2 separate regions of the Homo sapiens genome follow, and region 2 is linked to region 1. The links are chromatin loops, found by intact Hi-C in ENCODE. Cell type or tissue: heart right ventricle. All regions are shown on one strand. Each heading gives the region's core, and the rest is flanking DNA. Links, peaks and the distances in the headings are about the cores only.

The links. A loop is a pair of places that touch in the nucleus more often than their neighbours do. Peaks named below come from ENCODE experiments on the same cell type or tissue, not always from the same donor. Only the 100,000 strongest peaks of a DNase experiment are listed, where the experiment ranks them.
Region 2: it touches region 1 in a loop (2.6-fold over the local background); 3 of 110 quality-filtered maps call a loop at or near these places.

Annotation. Positions count from the first base shown.
Region 1 is chrX:3,808,284-3,817,112 of GRCh38, forward strand. No RefSeq gene overlaps it. Among named protein-coding and RNA genes, the nearest start is that of TRI-GAT1-1, 26 kb to the right of the region's middle. RefSeq lists silencers at 3,421-3,490, 6,276-6,445, 6,876-6,955, 7,316-7,795, 8,086-8,225 and an enhancer at 6,626-6,675. In heart right ventricle, for the core only: a CTCF peak has its summit at 3,915; DNase peaks (open chromatin) are centred at 6,718, 7,478, 7,818 and 8,248; H3K4me3 peaks cover 2,771 bases; H3K27ac peaks cover 2,537 bases.
Region 2 is chrX:3,693,349-3,702,177 of GRCh38, forward strand. The region is part of intron 1 of PRKX (protein kinase cAMP-dependent X-linked catalytic subunit); the gene reads right to left. Among named protein-coding and RNA genes, the nearest start is that of PRKX, 16 kb to the right of the region's middle. RefSeq lists a silencer at 2,260-2,554 and enhancers at 6,730-6,799, 8,634-8,829. In heart right ventricle, for the core only: no CTCF peak of the experiment used is centred there; DNase peaks (open chromatin) are centred at 4,593 and 6,519; H3K4me3 peaks cover 1,592 bases; H3K27ac peaks cover 3,269 bases.

The DNA of each region.
Region 1 (8,829 bases), core at 537-8,536:
TGCCGGTATTCACCTGTGCAAGCTTCCAGCTTGCTTATCTATGTCTGCAGCATGATTTTTCAGGCTGCTCTTTGTTAGAAATGATTTTGGAGCTGCTTTTTGTTAAAAGAGAAATTCCGCCGAGGACTCTTTTACCCTCACTATCTGCCTGAGTAATTTCTTTCTAGCTCCTGTATGAATCCCATCATTCAGGTAGTGAGCATAGTACCCAGGAGGCACTTTCCCAGCCCTGTCGCCTTCCCCTCCTCTCCCGTCTAGTAGTCCCCAGTGTCTGTGGTTCCCATCTTTATGTCCATGAGTACCCAATGTTTACTTCCCACTTTATAAGTGAGAATATGCCCCATATTTGGTTCCTGAATTAATTTGCTTAGAATAATGGCCTCCAGCTGCATCTTTGTTGCTACGAAGGACATGATTTTATTCTTTCTTATGGCTGTGTAGTAGTCCATGGTGTATATGTACCACATTTTCCTTATCCACTCCACATGGATGGGCACCGGGGTTGATTCCGTGTCTTTGCTATTGTGAATAGAGCTGCAATGAACATGTGCGTGCAGGTGTCTTTATGTTAGAAGAATGTATTTGTCCTTGGGTATATAAACAGTAATGGGATTGCTGGGTCGAATGCTAGTTCTGAGTTCCTTGAGAACTCTCCAAACTGCTTTTCACTGCAGCGGAGTTAATTTACATCTGTCAGGCCTCTGAGCCCAAGCTAAGCCATCATATCCCCCGTGACCTGCACTTATACATCCAGATGGCCTGAAGTAACTGAAGAATCACAAAAGAAGTGAAAATGTTCCTGCCTTAACTGATGACATTACCTTGTGAAATTCCTTCTCCTGTCTCATCCTGGCTCAAAAGATCCCCCACTGAGCACCTTGTGACCCCCACCCCTGCCAGCCAGAGAACAACCCCCTTTGACTGTAATTTTCCACTACCTACCCAAATCCTATAAAACGGCCCCACCCCTGTCTCCCTTTGCTGACTCTTTTCAGACTCAGCCTGCCTGCACCCAGGTGATTAAAAAGCTTTACTGCTCACACAAAGCCTGTTTGGTGGTCTCTTCACATGGACGTGTGTGAAAACATTCCCATCAGGAGTGTATTTCTGTGTTTAGCATCCATGCTTTGAGTTTGCCAGAAGATGTTGGATTTGATTGTACCCTGGGAGTAGTGGCGCATGTGTCTCATTCTTCCACTTTCAAGTTGTTCATTGGAGCTGGAGTTTTACACTAGGCAGTGATGACTGAGGACCCCCAGATGAATCTTGGAATTTGATCTCAGAATGTGGCAGAGGCTACATCCCCATGACCCAGCAGGAAGAACATGCCTCCTGCATCCCACGGCTGAGGAGAAAGTGGCTTTTACAGATAGTTACAGGCACCAATGGTTCTACTTCCCTGAAAAGCTGTGTATTTTTTCCATGTGGTTCTGAAGTATAGTTGCTGGAGGATTTGCGTAGACCGAAATGTAGGCTTGGTGCAAACATAATTGCAGTTTTTGCCATTAAAAGTAATGGCCAGACTGGGCGCAGTGGCTCATGCCTGTAATCTCAGAGATTTGGGAAGCCAAGGTGGGCGGATCACTTGGGGTCAGGAGTTCGAGACCAGCCTGGTCAACATGGTGAAACCTCATCTGTACTAAAAATACAAAAAATAGCTGGGCACGGTGGTGCGTGCCTGTGGTGCCAGCTACTTGGGGGGCCGAGGCATGAGAATCGCTTGAGCCCAGGAGGCAGAGGCTGCAGTGAGCCGAAATTATGGCACTGCACTCCAGCCTGGGCAACAGAGCGGGACTCCATTTTACACACACACACACACACACACACACAAAACCGCAATCACTTTTGCACCAACCTAGTATAATTGGGGAATTCCTGGTTACTTTTTTATTCCACGAAAAAGCCTGTTCCCACTGGGGCAATGTGCCAGAGGAAGGGCAGGTTAGAACTGTAAAGCTTCAAGAAGACCCCCTATATCCTGTGAGTGTCCTTGGTATTCATTCTGCAGGCCATTATCAGTCTTGAGGGGGCTGCTACAACATTCTATGGAATGAGAGAGCATTGCTGTGTCAGGAAGTACATACTATTTTTTTCTGCCTCTTTCTCTACCTTAAAAGGATATGCTCAGAATGAGTTGAAATATGGCCATTTTTTCCCCTGAAATCGAGAGCCAGTTGTTGACTTGGAATCATTCAATGTCTCCATTTGTTTTGGGTTAGATTGTTTGAATGGAGGATTCTACTACCAAACACTCATAAGATGGCTTTGAGCAGAAACAAGGCTGATCAGCCGGTATGTACACAATTCTTGGCTTTACAATATTTCTTGGGACATTCTTGGGCTTAAAATATGGCCACACCTCTGCAGTGGTAGGTCAAACAGCCTCTGTCCCAGACCTAAGCTCTCTGGATGCCACACCCCAGACTGGGACTCCCAATCTCATGGTTCACGCTGGCAATGCCTGACCCAGGACATTATCTTGCCATTGAGACCAGGGTCCTTCTCCTTGGACAGTTCCTGTAACTGTTATTGAGTATTTTGAACAGCATTGAATATTTTGTTGAATACTGAATATTTATTGAATATATTGAATATCTTGAATAACAGTCCAAGCAGAAATAAGTATCGGGACACTTTGTTCTCGTTGACAGTCTCAGGTTTCAGTTCTGGCCATATGAGTCTTGGGTGGTTCATTATTGTGAAGACTCCACAAAGTAAGATGGGTGTATGGTGAAGAATAATCAAAGGTAAATAAAGGCACCATCTCGAAGTGGACTTGCCATGTTGCATGGAAGCATGAATGTGTTGAGTCTTTTGTTGTTGAAAATGGTTCTAGGCTGGGCACAGTGGCTCACGCCTATAATCCCAGCACTCTGGGAGGCTGAATGTGTTGAGTCTTCTGTTGTTGAAAATGGTTCTAGGCTGGGCACAGGGGCTCACGCCTATGATCCCAGCACTTTGGGAGGCCGAATGTGTTGACTCTTTTGTTGTTGAAAATGGTTCTAGGCTGGGCACAGTGGCTCACGCCTATAATCCCAGCACTTTGGGAGGCCAAGGTGGGTGGATCACCTAAGGTCAGGAGTTCGAGACCAGCCTGGCCAACATGGCAAAACTGCATCTCTACTAAAAATACAAAAATTAGCTGGGCATTGTGGTGGGCGCCTGTAATCCCAGCTACTGAGGACGCTGAGGCAGGGAGAATGGCTTGAACCTGGGAGGCGGAGGTTGGGCAGCAGAGCCTCGGGAGGGGAGGAGGGGAGGCGAGAGGGGGAGGGGAGAGGGGAGGAGAGTTCTAGCATCCCCAAGTCTGCCCTTGAGAATGTGGTTTGAGAAGGGAGGTGGATTCTTTCAGTGGTGTTCACAGAGCAATTGAAACTTTAGATTTCTCAGAGTGAGCTAGTTTACTAAAGCCTACATATCTGAAAACATAAACACTTCTTCATTAAGGGTGCCCTTTAAGCCAGAAACAAACTCAACCACCAACCACCAAACCCACAAATGAGACAAAACCAAACCAAACCAAAAATCCAACAAATAAACAAACAAAAAACTTTCCCTGAGACAAACCACAGAACTTTATTTTGGGAAAAGAAAACATTTTTTTGTTGGTCAAACTATCAGCTCCTATGAAATACTCTTAGAGATGTTTATCCTGAGCTAGTTTTTTTTGTGGGGAGGTGCTGTTTACATGCTATGTTAAAAATAACACGCAAAAATTCACGAGACATTGATGATGATGATGGTTATACAAATAACGAGAATAATGATATTGGCATACATCATGTGAGTGGAAAAAAAAAGTTGATGGTGGTGATGACAATACGATCGAAACTGCTTTTGCTCCGTGGAAAGCCCTTTGAGATGGGGACCTGGCTGTGCAGTTTGCGGTGTATTTGCCTAAAACGCCATCTGGCTGCTACGTAGAGGAAGAACACTGTTTGCTTTTCTGGCCTTTGTTTTCATAATTCTTCAATTTCTCTTTATGCTCCTAAAAATTCTACATAATCCCATTTCGAACATTGCATTCATTCTCTTTTTTTTTCTCTTAGAAAACAATAAGGGTTTTCATTAAGAAGTAAGTCATAAGACTGCAAGAGAACAAATAAAACTCTTAAGAGGTCTCCCTCCCTCCCTCTCTCTCTGCAGGCTGGGGGTGGAGGATTCAAACGAAATTTTGCTTGAGAAAGTAGCCTGCTCGCTTCAGAAAATTGAATATTTTATTCAAAAAAGGTTAATTTTGCAGAACCAATTTGGCACACCTTTACATCATTCACACTACCTTCCCTGCCCCGTTATTTAGAGAACTCTAAGAAACATAATCTATACATGCACACAAAGTTGGGAACAGTAGATACTAGGGAATACTAGAGGGTGGAGAGATGGAGGGGCCAGGGCTGAAACACTACCTGTGGGGTGCTATGCTCAGTACCTGGGTGATGGGATCATCTGCATTCCAAACCTCAGTGTCACATGATATACCCATGAAACAAACCTGTACCTGTACCACTCAAATCTAAAATAAAAGGTAAAATTATATATAAAAAAGGAATATGATCCACAGAATGTATCAGACAAAAGGTGTTTGTTATGGTGGCTAATACACTTGGGGTTCAGAAAGTCAGTGGTGGCCACACACGGTGGCTCATGCCTGTAATACTAGTGCTTTGGGAGGCTGAGGCGGGAGGATCATGTGAAGCCAGGAGATCGAGACCTCTCTGCTACAAAAAGTAAACAAACAAAAATTGGCTGGGTGTGGTTATGCATGCTTGTGGTCCCAGCTACTTGGGAGACTGAGGTAGGAGGATCACCTGAGCCCAGGAGGTCAAGGCTACAGTGAGCTATGATTGCACCACCACACTCCAGCCCAGGCAACAGAGCAAGACCATGTCTCTTAAAATTTTTTTTTTAAAGAAAAAAAGAAAGTTGGTGGGGACGTGAATTCTAGAACTTTCTCTCCTCAAATATTTAGAACAGGTTGACATGGTACACAACGTTCTTAAAAGAGCTTAGCAAGAGGACGGAGGCTCAGCATTTGAAGGAAGCTGAGTGAGACAGATTAACTAATAAACAAGTCAAGTCACCAGTTAAGAATTGGTCCAGGCATAGTTGCTCATGCCTATAGTACCAGCACTTTGGGAGGCCAAGGCAGGAGGATCACGGGAGCTCAGGAGTTTAAGACCAGCCTGAGCACCATAGGAAGTCTTCATTTCTACAAATAATTAGCCCGGAATGGTGGCACAAACCTGTGGCCCCACCTACTCGGGGGGCTGAGGCGGGAGGATCGCTTGAGCCTGGGAAGTGCAGTGGCGTGATCATAGCTCACTGCAGCCTCCACTTCCCAGGCTGAAGCGATCCTCCCTGTGTCCTCACATGGTCATCCCTCTGTGTGTGGCTGTATCCTTTTATTTTCTTGAAGACAGGGTCTCGCTCTGGCCCAGCAAAGAGTGCAGTGGTGCGATCATAGCTCACTGCATCCTGGACCTCCTGGGCTCAAGCGATCCTCCTACCTCAGCCTCCTGAGTGGCTGGGACCACAGGCGTACACCACTACACCTAGCTAATATATATATGTTTTCTAGATACAGAGTCTCCTTATGTTGCCCAGGCTGGTCTCAAATTCCTGGCCTCAAGCAATCCTCCCGTCTCAGTCTCCCAAGTAGTCGGGTCTACCAGCACGCACCACCATGCCCAGGTAATTTTAAAACTTTTTGCGGCTGGGTGCGGTGGCTCATGCCTGTAATCCCAGAACTTTGGGAGGCCGAGGCAGGCAGATCACTGAGGTCAGGAGTTAAAGACCAGCCTGGCCAACATGGTGAAACCCCGTCTCTGCTATATATACAAAAATTAACCAGGCGTGGTAGAGGGCGCCTGTAGTCCCAGGTACTCGGGAGGCTGAGGCAGGAGAATCGCTTGAACCCGGGAGGCAGAGGTTGCAGTGAGCCGAGATTGTGCCACTGCACTCCAGCCTGGGTGATAGAGGGAGACTCCGTCTCAAAAAAAAAAAAAAAGAAAAAAAAAATCAAAAACTTTGTAGAGACAGTCTTGCTATGTTGCCCAGGCTGGTCTCGAACTCTTGGCCTCAATGTATCCTCTCGCCTGGGCCTCCCAAAGTGCTGGGATTACAGCACTTGGCTCCAGCTTGACCTTTGTTGGTAGAACTACTCAGAAAATATGACCGATTTAGAAATTGGGTGGTGCCAAGTAAACCCCACCCAAACCTATCCCCGCACCAGTTCTCATCTACCTTTTTCGCGTGTTGGGGAACTAGCAAGGCAGGGGCTGCCGCTCGCGGGGGCTTGGCCTCCCTCACGCAGCTCAGCCTCTGAGCGCAAGGCACAGGGCTCTCGCGCTACGGCCGCCACCCGCCCCGAGGCCCCGGTCCCCTCCCCTCACCGCCGCACCAGGACAGCGCGGCCAAGAGCCGGGCCTTTCGGGGGCTGGTGCGGACGTGGCCAGAGATGCCCGAGGAGAAGCAAGAGACCATGGGTATGCGGCGGTCACGGGCCTCTCCGGCCCGGGAGACGGACGTTATGGCTGGCAGCGTCTCGATACCAAATGTTTCCAGACCATATGCTTGCCGCTTCCCGCACTTGGAAAGACCAATCGTTAGGCCCGAGGATGCAAGACCCACCCACTTTGCGATGGAGGCAGCCAATCCAGTTGCTCGTTACTTCCAGTGTCGCAGGCGCCCTTACGAAAGATCCTGTCCAATCGCTACCGGGAACGTCCTCCTAGTCCCGCCTCAGGGCCATCGCAGAGGCTGTCAATGCCGTCTGACCCCTTTACCCCATTGGCGTACTTCCTTCCGACACCATGACATGCACAGCACCAGGCCGGGGCGGGTCAATGGCGGTGGCGGAAACGGCGGGCCACTGCGCGGGAACGGGTTACGCGGCTGACGTCCGCCGCAGCAGCCGCTGGGTCCTGGAGGCAGAAGCCTCCCTGAGAAGCGCACAATAGGCAGGGCGCGGTGGCTCACGCCTGTAATCCCAGCACTTTGGGAGGCTCAGGCGGGCGGATCACAAGGTCAGGAGATCGAGACCATCCTGGCTAACACGGTGAAACCCCGTCTCTACTAAAACTACAAAAAATTAGCCGGGCATGGTGGCGGGCGCCTATGGTCCCAGCTACTCGGGAGGTTGAGGCAGGAGAATGGCATGAACCCGGGAGGCAGAGCTTGCAGTGAGCCGAGATCGCGCCACTGCACTCCAGCCTGGGCGACAGAGCAAGACTCCGTCTCCAAAAAAAAAGAGAGAAGCGCACAATGGACCAAGGGCTCTTGCCGGAGAGGCGCCGCCGCCGAACCCGCAGCCAGACGCCCCTCAGTAGCGCCCGCAGCGGGTGCCGCGGCTCTCGCCTAAACCATGGGCGCACCCGAGGGGCGGGCTCGCCTCCCGTCGGCCCTCACAGCTCGGCTGGGCTCGGAGTCCGCTCCGCCGTCGCCTTCCCGCTGGGGCCGGGAAACGCAGCCGCGGAGCCGCACAGCCCTTGCAGCCGGATGAGAGGCCCCGCTGGCCTCAGGACGGTGGTCGGGGCGGCGGGCGGGGGCATTCGTGCAGCCTTGTGGCCTGCAGGCGCTCCCCGTCGGCAAAGCTGCGCCGCAGGCCTCGGGGCGGGCCTAGGGGCCAATAGGGGGCTCCGGGGTGGGCCTGGAGGCCTGAGGCCACCGGGGGTCCCCGGGCAGGTGATGGGGGCTTGCGGAGCGGGGGCGCCGACCTCTGACCCACGAGAGGGGCGCCTTCGCGGTGCTGGTCGTAGTTATTCTCAGCGTCCCTATTATCCGATTTGAAATGAGAGCAGGCGGCTCTCGGGCTCCGAGCCGGAGGGGGCGGGCGAACTGGGAGCAATGTGTACATTCCACGCCTAGAACCCTGCCGCTGGGCAAATGGAGGCCCGTGTCCCTGCGGTCGCTGCCTGGGAGGGCGCACGAGGTCCCCCAGGCGAGGTGACCCACAGGAGGTTTTGTGACATTGGGCGGCCCAGTCCTGGGGGTGGTGTGTGCTAGTGGTGGAGGGCGGCCTCCTAGAGGAGCCGTCAGCCTTCCAGGGAAGGCACCTGGCCGGTCGGGGAGACTCCCCGGGGCTGCGGGGGAAGCTCCACCTCCTCGAGCGCCCCCCGGGGAGACCCAGGACGCAGGGGTAGCCCTGCGCGGAGTTCTTGGTGGCTCCAGGTGACGCTGTCATAGGACAAAGGGCCCCGGGTGCCGACCTCCTGTGGAGGGCCCTGCCCCGCTGCGGCTGAGGAGGTCGGCACCCGGGGCCCTTTGTCCTATGACAGCGTCACCTGGAGCCACCAAGAACTGGAAGAGGCAGGAAGGAACACCCCCTAGAGCCTCCAGGGGGAGTCCAGCCCTGCCCACAACTTGATCTCAGATTCCTGGTTTCCAATACTGGAAAGAATAAACTTCTGTTACTTTCAGCCACCCAAATTGTGGTTATTTGCTTCAGCATCCATAGGAATTTAAAAACTAAGAGGTATGAATTTTATGTTGCTGCCAAAAGGCTTTTTCTAGGACAAGTAGATATTTAACCTAGATAGTTGTAGCCTTTTCTCGTCTTCATTGGGATCAGAACTCAGTTGATGGCCTCTGTCCTCCTATCTCAATGTTGATTTTACTTTCTCTTTAATCCTGTTCTAAAGCAGTGACCCTTTTAATATTGCTTAAGTAAATATCAATGTTTTTCTGGTCAGTGTGAGACCAGAAACCTTTTTACTTTGGGTCTGAGAAGGAGAAGTATTTTCCCTCCTTCTCCTCTTTTTAGAGATGGGGTCTCTCCGCTGCCCAGGCTACAGTGCAGTGGCATAATCCTAGCTCACTGCATCCTCAAAC
Region 2 (8,829 bases), core at 284-8,283, 120 kb before region 1:
GTTCATAAGGTGCTTGGGCAGAGAATGGGCTCAATTAGGCTGCAAGAGGGAGGGTGGAGATGATCACAGCTTAGGGTTTGGGCATCTACGCAGTGAGTGCTGCCGACTTAGGCAAGGTGTGCAGGTGCACAGGGGTCTTTTGGGTTGCTTTGATTTGGGGGAAGAAGGGGACACATTTCATGTTTAACCCAGGGGATGTATTGAGATTGAGGGATAGACTAGGTTGAATGGTGCCCCCCAAAAATATGTCTACATCCTAACCCCTGGTGCCTGTGAATGGCGTCTTATTTGAAAATAGGGTTTTTGAGGCCGGGCGCGGTGGCTCACGCCTGTAATCCCAGCACTTTGGGAGGCTGAGGCGGACGGATCACGAGGTCAGGAGATAGAGACCATCCTGGCTAACGAGGTGAAACCGCGTCTCTACTAAAAATACAAAAAAAAATTAGCCGGGTGTGGTGGCGGGTGCCTGTAGTCCCAGCTACTTGGGAGGCTGAGGCAGGAGAATGGCGTGAACCCGGGAGGTGGAGCTTGCAGTGAGCCGAGATTGCGCCACTGCACTCCAGCCTGGACAACAGAGGGAGACTCCGTCTCAAAAAAAAAAAAAAAAAAAAGAAAAGAAAATAGGGTCTTTGTAGTTTCTATTAAGTAAACAATCTCCAGATAAGGCCATCCTGGATTTAGGGTGGGACCTAAATCCAACAACGGGTGTCCTTCTAAGAGACAGAAGAGGAAAAAAGAGTAATAATAAAAAATGGCCAGTGAGCATGGTGGCTCACACCTGTAATCCCAGCACTTTGGGAGGCCAAGGCGGGTGGATCACCTGAGGACAGGAGTTCGAGACCAGCCTGGCCAACATGGTGAAATCCCGTCTCCACTAAAAATATAAAAAATAAGCCAGGCGTGGTGTCGGGTGCCTATAATCCCAGCTACTGAGGAGGCTGAGGCAGGAGAATCATTTGAACCCGGGAGGCAGAGGTTACAGTGAGCCGAGATGATGCCACTGCACTCCAGCCTGGGCAAAAGAGCGAAACTCCATCACCAAAAAAAATAAAAAATAAATAAATAAATAAATTATTTAAAAAAATAAAGAGCCAGATGAGGAGACACAGACACAGAGGAGAAGGCCACATGGAGACGGAGGCAGACTGGAGTGATATAGCCACAAGCCCAGGGATGCCTGGAGCCCCCAGGAGCTGGGAGATGCAGAAAGGATCCTCCCCTAGAGCCTCCAGAAGGAACTGCATACAACTCTAGTAGACTGAACTGTGGTCCCCACAAAGATATATTCACATCCTCATGTCCAGAACCTGGAATGGGAACTTATTTGGAAATAAGGAACTTTGCAAACGTGATTAAGCTAGGGATCTTGAGATGAGATCGCGCTGGAAAAGGGTGGGCCCTAAATCCAATGACCAGTGTACTTCTAAGAGACAGAAGAGGAGACACAGGCACAGATGAGAAGGCCACGTGGAGACAGAGGCAGAGACTGGAGTGCTGTGGCCACAAGCCCAGGGATGCCTGGAGCCCCCAGGAGCCGGGAGAGGCAGGAAGCTTCCTCCCCCAGAGCCTCCAGAGGGAGCACAATCCTGCCTGCACTTTGATTTCAGACTCCTGGTGTCCAGGCCTGGGAGAGCATAAATTTCTGTTGCTTGCGTTCCCCAGTTTATGGTAATTTGAGACAATGGAGCAGGACACTCATATAAGAGTGTTGCTGGATATCTTGGGAAAAATGGACCCTCCAACGGGCAGTAGTTGGCAATGCACCCTTCAGGGCTCCTAAGAAAGGTCTAAACTAGATGTGTGCTTTGAGACCCAAAGCCTTAAGATGATAACTGAAGTCACAGGCACAGATGAGATCACCCTTCTAATTTATTTAATGCAATGTTTTTCTTTTAACTTTCAGCAGTCCCATATAAAGCTCTTCCTTCCTCTTTCTCTTTTATTGTAACATCCTATTTTTGTGGATGGAGACAATATCCTCTCCAACTCTTCAAAAAAGATGTCTCAAAGTGAGATTTTTTGTTTTCTCTTATATTTCCCTTTTGGATTTTCTTGTTTTGTTTTGCTTTTGTTTTTGTTTTTGAGACAGGATCTTGTTCTGTCGCCCAGGCTGGAGTGCAGTGGCGCAATCTTAGCTCAGTGCAGCCTTGAACTCCCAGGCTCAAGCAATCCTCCCACCTCAGCCTCCTGAGTAGCTGGGACTAAGGTGTGTGCCACCACACTCAGCTAATTTTTGTATTTTTTGTAGAGATAGGGTCTCCCTATGTTGCCCAGGCTGGTCTCAAACTTCTGGGCTCAAGCAATCTTCCCACTCGACCTCCCAAAGTTTGAGTCACAGCGCACATGACCCCCTTTTGCTTTTAATCTTCTCTTAGGTTCTCCGAATGATCTGTCATTTCTGGGACCACATGTCTTTACTTCCATTAAGCTCTCCCACAGTTTCACTGATAGCTAGATGCCAGATTCATGGTGGTTTTCCTAAGAATGACACATCAGAAAGAGTGCCTCAGGTTTCTTCGGTGTAAATGATGCTGGGGGACAGCACTATCCTGGAGTGCCACCACCCCGCTGTCTTCTGTAGCTCTCTCCTACCCAGTGCCTGCCTTTTCATTTCCTTCTATTTCTTTACAAAGAAAACCCTACTGGTGAAAGCTTGCATCCTCCCAAAATTCCCGTGTTGAATCCTCATCCCCAAGGTGATGATGTTAGCAGGTGGGGCCTTTGGGAGGTGTTGAGGTCATGAGGGTGGAGCCTCATGAATGGGATCAATGTCCTTATTAAAGGGACCCTAGAGAGCTCCCTCACCCTTTCCACCATGTGAGGACACAGTGAGAAGGCGCCGTCTATGAACCAGGAAGCCCTCACCAGACACCGAATGTGCCACGCCTTGATCTGTGACTCCCAGCCTCCAGAACTGGGAGCAATAAATGTCTGTTTAAGCCCCCCAGTCTATGATACAGACACTCCTCAACTTACAATGATGACATTACACCCCATAAACCCTTTGTAAGTTGAAAATATGGTAAGTCAAAAATGCATCGAATACACCTAACTTACGAACATCACAGCTTAGCCCAGCCTGCCCTAAACGTGCTCGCAACATTTACATTAGCCTACAACTGGGCAAAATCACCTAACGTGAAGCCTAGTTTACAATCAAGTATTGAATGCCTCATGTAATTTACTGAATACTGCACTGCAAGTTAAAAACAGAACAGTTGCATGGGTACTCGAAGCGCGGGTTCCACGGACTGTGTCTTTCTCACCATCGTAAAATCAAAAAATCTTCAATCGAACTATCCTAACTCAAACTACCATAACTCAAACCATCATAAATGGAATCATCATAAATTAGGGATCTTCTTTATAAGACAGACTTTTTTTTGTTTGGCTGGACGCGGTGGCTCACAACTGTAATCCCAGCTCTTCGGGAGGCCGAGGGAGGCGGATCACTTGAGGTCAGGAGTTTGAGACCAGCCTGGCCAACAAGGCAAAACTCTGTCCCTACTAAAAAAACAAAAAATAGCCAAGCATGGTGGCATGTGCCTGTAATCCCACCTACTTGAGAGGCTGAGGCACGAGAATCACTTGAACCCGGGAGGTGGAGGTTGGGGTGAGCCAAGATTGCATCACTGCACTCCAGCCTGGGCGACAGAGCAAGACTGTCTCAAAAACAAACAAACAGAACAAACAAACAGACAAACAAACAAAAAGCTACCTACTCACCAGGCACAGTGGCTCATGCCTGTAATCCCAACACTTTGGGAGGCCGAGGCAGGAGGATTATTTGAGGCCAGAAGTCTGAGACCAGCTTGGATAATACGGCAAACCATCCCCACACCCCCATGTCTACTAAAAATACAAAAAATTAACCAAGTATGGTGGTATGTGCCTGTAGTCTCAGCTACTCGGGAAGGCGCGGCACGAGGACTGCTTGAGCCCAGGAGGTGAAGGCTGCAGTCAGCTATGATTACGCCACTGCACTCCAGCCTGGGTGACAAAGCAACACCCAGTTTCTAAAAAAAATAGAAAGAAGTCACTTGCTCTATCTTCACCATCCTGCTATTAAATTGGAGACCTGCTTCCTGCACACTCTGTTACTCCTTTATCTCCTGGGTCACTAATCTGAGAACAATCCTACTTCTTACTTTCCTTATCACCAGGCAATGTTTGTTTTCATTAATCACAATGTCCTTTTTTTTTTCTTTTTTTTTTAAGATGCGGTCTCACTCTGTCACCCAGGCTGGAGTAGAGTGGTGTGATTATGGCTCACTGCAGTTCCAACTTCCAGGCTCAGGCGATCGTCCTGCGTCAGCCTCCTGAGTAGCTGGGACCACAGGTGCTCGTCGCCATGCCCGGCTACACTTTTTTGTTTTTGTTTTTGTAGAGACAGGTTCTTACTGTGTCGCCTAGGCTGGCGTTGACCTCCCAGGCTCAAGCAGTCCTCCCGCCTCGGCCGCGCAAAATGCTGGGATGACAGGCATGGGCAACCGCACACAGCCATGAATCACCATGTTTTCTTTACACAGTCTGGGAACCCCAGCTGAGAGTCACACAGAACATGCTTTCTGGAACAAGGGCATCCCAAGGGAACAATTGACAAAATCGCCTTTTGGAGCACACACAGGTCTACCCAGGGGCACTCTCTGTTCTGCTCACTCAACAAGAACACCAGGCAGCCAGCTAGGGAACAGAGGATTCCTTTCCCACACAATGCGGCCATTCTTTCCTGAGCAGGTGGGTGGGCCAGCCGCTTAGTTTCATCTGAACATTTGCCAACATCCAAAGAATTAGAGTGTTTTCAGCAGCCTTAAGCGTTGTCATGAAATCAGCCAAAAACCTGTGATGCGTATGGCTGGGTGTACAACTACGGATCTTGTAGTGACTATCGTATATGCTGGCATACCACAGAGCCACAGACGCAGGAAGAAATGCAAAGCATCCTACTGAAAAAACTCACCAACTACATAGAAAGAAGCAATTTTTCTCTTTTTCTCTTTTTTATTTTTAGAGAGATGGGGTTTTGCTGTGTTGCCCAGGCTGGTCTCGAACTCCTGGGCCTTGAAAGGTGAGAGTGATCCTCCCACCTCGGCCTCCCAAAATGGTGCAATTACAGGCATGAGCCACCGTGTCCAGAAAAAGAAGTAGGTTTTCACTTTTTGTTGTTGTTGTTGTTGTTTTGTTTTTGTCTTTGTGGTTTTTTCTACATGTGTTTTGTTTTTTGTTTTTGTGTGTGTGTGTATTTTTTGAGACAGGGTCTCACTGCCGCTCAGGCTGGAGTGCAGTGGCATACACAGTGGTGTGATCTCGGCTCACTGCAACCTCCGCCTTCCGGGTTGAAGCGATTTTCGTGTCTCAGCCTCCCGAGTAGCTGGGATTACAGATGCCCGCCACCACACACCCGGCTAATTTTTGTAGTTTTGGTAGAGACAGAGTTTCACCATGTTGGCCAGGCTGGTCTCAAACTCCTGACTTCAAGTGATCCGCCCACCTCAGCTTCCCAAAGTGCTGGGATTACAGATGTGAGCCACCCCACCCAACCAGGTTTTCACTTTTAGAGAGGTGGAGAATCTATCCCAGACCACACACTCGCCCACCATCCCACAACTTCCAAAATTCTTTTTTTTTTTTTTTTGAGATGGAGTCTCGCTCTGTCACAGATGTGTGCCACCACGCCCAGCTAATTTTTATTTTATTTTTTTTTTTGAGACAGAGTGTCACTCTGTCGCCCAGGCTGGAGTACAGCGGCACCATCTCGGTTCACTGCAATCTCTGCCTCCCAGGTTCAAGCAATTCTCCTGCCTCAGCTTCCCAAGCAGCTGGGACTACAGGCGTGCACCACTACGCCCGGCTAATTTTTTGCATTTTAGGAGAGACGGGGTTTCACCATGTTGCCCAGGCTGGTCTCAAACTCCTAAGCTCAGGCAATCCACCCACCTCAGCCTCCCAAAGTGCTGGGATTACAGGCGGGAGCCACCGTGCCCGGCATTTTTTAAAGTTTTTCTTTTTCTTTTCTTTTTTTGAGGTGGAGTCTCACTCTGTCACCCAGGCTGGAGTGCAGTGGCACAATCTCAGCTCACTGCAACCACCGCCTGCCGGGTTCAAGTGATTCTCTCACGTCAGCCTCCCAAGTAGCTGGGATTACAAGCACCTGCCACCACGCCCAGCTATTTTTTTGTATTTTTAGTAGAGACGGGGTTTCACCATTATGGCCAGGATGGTCTCAAACTCCTGACCTCAGGTGATCCACCCGCCTTGGCCTCCCAAAGTGCTGGGATGACAGGAGTGAGCCACGGCGCCCAGCCAGGGTTTCACTCTTAAAGAGGTAGAGAATCTCCATCCCAGGTCACACACTTGCCCACCATCCCACAACTTCCAAAGTTCTAAATGAGCATCAGAAACACTACAGCCAAATGGCACAATTTCAATTGAGAATGCTTTCAGTGCAACCTTCCTGTTTATTTTTACTTTTCCCTTTGAAGGAAGACAAGCTCCCGGAACTCACACAGCTGTCCTGAAATGCATCGTATTTAAGGACATGCCTCTGTAGCAGGTGGCGGCTGCCTTGTTTTCTGCACTTATTTCTGTGGCTTTTTGGGTGAAGAGGAGACTGGGAGTGTTGATTACACAGAGGAGGAAGCTGGAGCTAAAACAGCACCAGCTGAGTAAGAGAAACTTAAAAAAAAGCAGAGCTCAATCAGAGCCTAATAGTCACAAGCTATGAACACATCAGACTACAAAAAACCAAAATTAGGCGGTGACCTTTGAAGGTCAAAAGGGATGGAGTTTCCTAACAGTTTTCCTCGGTTACAATTCTACTTCTTCTAGGACCCTCTGGCTTGTGACAGCCAAAGCACCAGCTCAGAATCTGTATCAAAATACAATGTTTCAGGAAATTCCAGAAACCTAAAACGAGTGGAAAAAACGAAAGAAAAACCAGAGCAAAACGCAATGTAACTGAAAACAGGAAGTTAACGGAGAAACATAAAGGAAACCCTAAGCTGTTTCTTTGCAAAGACTGATGAAATTGATAAACCAGAATCTATTCTCAAAATAAAATCCTAACCTATTTAAGGATAAACTAAACAAAAGCCTTAATACATAAAATCACGTCCAACAACAACTATTTGTATTCAACTATCCAGGGAATATTTTGAGTCGTTACTGATTTTTTTTCTATGTTTTTCTTTTACTTTTTTCTTCTCTTTTTTTTTCCTTCTTCTTTCTCTTTTTTCTTTTCTTTCTTTTCTTTCATGGTCTCACTCTGTCACCCAGGCTGGAGTACAATGGTGCAATCATAGCTCACTTCGACCTCGACCTCTTGGGCTCAAGTGATCCTCCCACCTCGGCCTCCCAAGTTGCTGGGACTACAGGCACGTGCCACCACGCCCAGCTAATTGTTTGTTGTTGTTGTTGTTGTTGTTTGTAGAGACAGGTTTTCACCATGTTGCCGAGGCTAGAGGCTAGTCTCGAACCCCTGGCCTCAAGCGCTCCACCCACCTCAACCTCCCAAAGTGTTGGGGGATTACAGGTGTTCAGCCACCAAGCCCAGCCCGAAAATCAATGAAGTTGACAAGACACAATCTGTTTTCAAAAGAAAATACTAAACTGTTTAAGGACGAACTAAAGAAAAGCTTTAATAAACAAAATCATTCTATTCCAGTGTCCAGGGAATATTTTGAGTCATTATGGACTTTTTTTCTATATAAATTATTTTTTTCTTCTGTTTTCTTTCTTCATCTTTTATTTCCTTTTCTTTTTTTCCTTTTCTTTCTTTTCTTTCAGAATGTTGCTCTGTCACTAAGGCTGGAGTGCAGTGGCGCCATCATAGCTCACTGCAGCCTCCAACTCCTGGGCTCAAATGATCCTCCTGCCTCAGCCTCCTGAACAGCTGGGATTATAGGTATGCGCCACCACACACGGCTGATTTTATTTTTTGTAAAGACAAGGTCTCACTATGTTGTCCAGGCTAGTCTAGAACTGCTAGCCTCAAATGATTCTCCCTCCTTGACCTCCCAAAGCACTAGGATTATAGGCGTGAGCCACTGTGTGTCGCCTACTTTTTCTGAAGGTGTCATTGTAAACAAAATCAACCAGCCCATGAAGAGGAAATTCTAGACAAGTTGCTTTCTCAGCACCTTTTGATTTTTGGAATCTCATCCAAGCTGGATTTTGCGATCTTTGAAGAATAATTCCCTATGACATTGTCTCCAACCATAAGCTAGTTCTGTCAGCGGCATCTGAACCAGAGCAACTCCATCTTGAAGAGGAGCTGGGTAAAATGAAGCTGAAGCCTGTTGGGCTGCATGCCCAGATGGTTAAGGCATTCTAAGTCACGGGATGAGATAGGAGGTCAGCACAAGATGCCGGTCATAAGGAGCTTGCTGATAAAACAGGTTGCGGTAAAGAAGCTGGCCAAATCCCACCCAAACCAAGATGGTGACAAGAGTGACCTCTGGTTGTCCTCACTGCTACACTCCCATCAGCGCCATGACAGTTTACAAATGCCACGGCAACGTCAGGAAGTTACCCTATTTGGTCTAAAAAGGGGAGGCACGAATAATTCACCTTTCGTTTACCATATAATCAAGAAATAGCCATAAAAATGGGCAACCAGCAGCCCTCGAAGCCACTCTGTCTATGGAGGAGCCATTCTTTTATTCCTCTACTTTCTCAATAAACTTGCTTTCACTTTACTCTATGGATTTGCCTTGAATTTTTTCTTGCACAAGATCCAAGAACCCTCTCTTGGTGTCTGGATATGGACCCCTTTCTGTTAACAGCTCTGTTCCCTCCACTCTTGTCCTCTCATTGCCAAGACTCCAACAT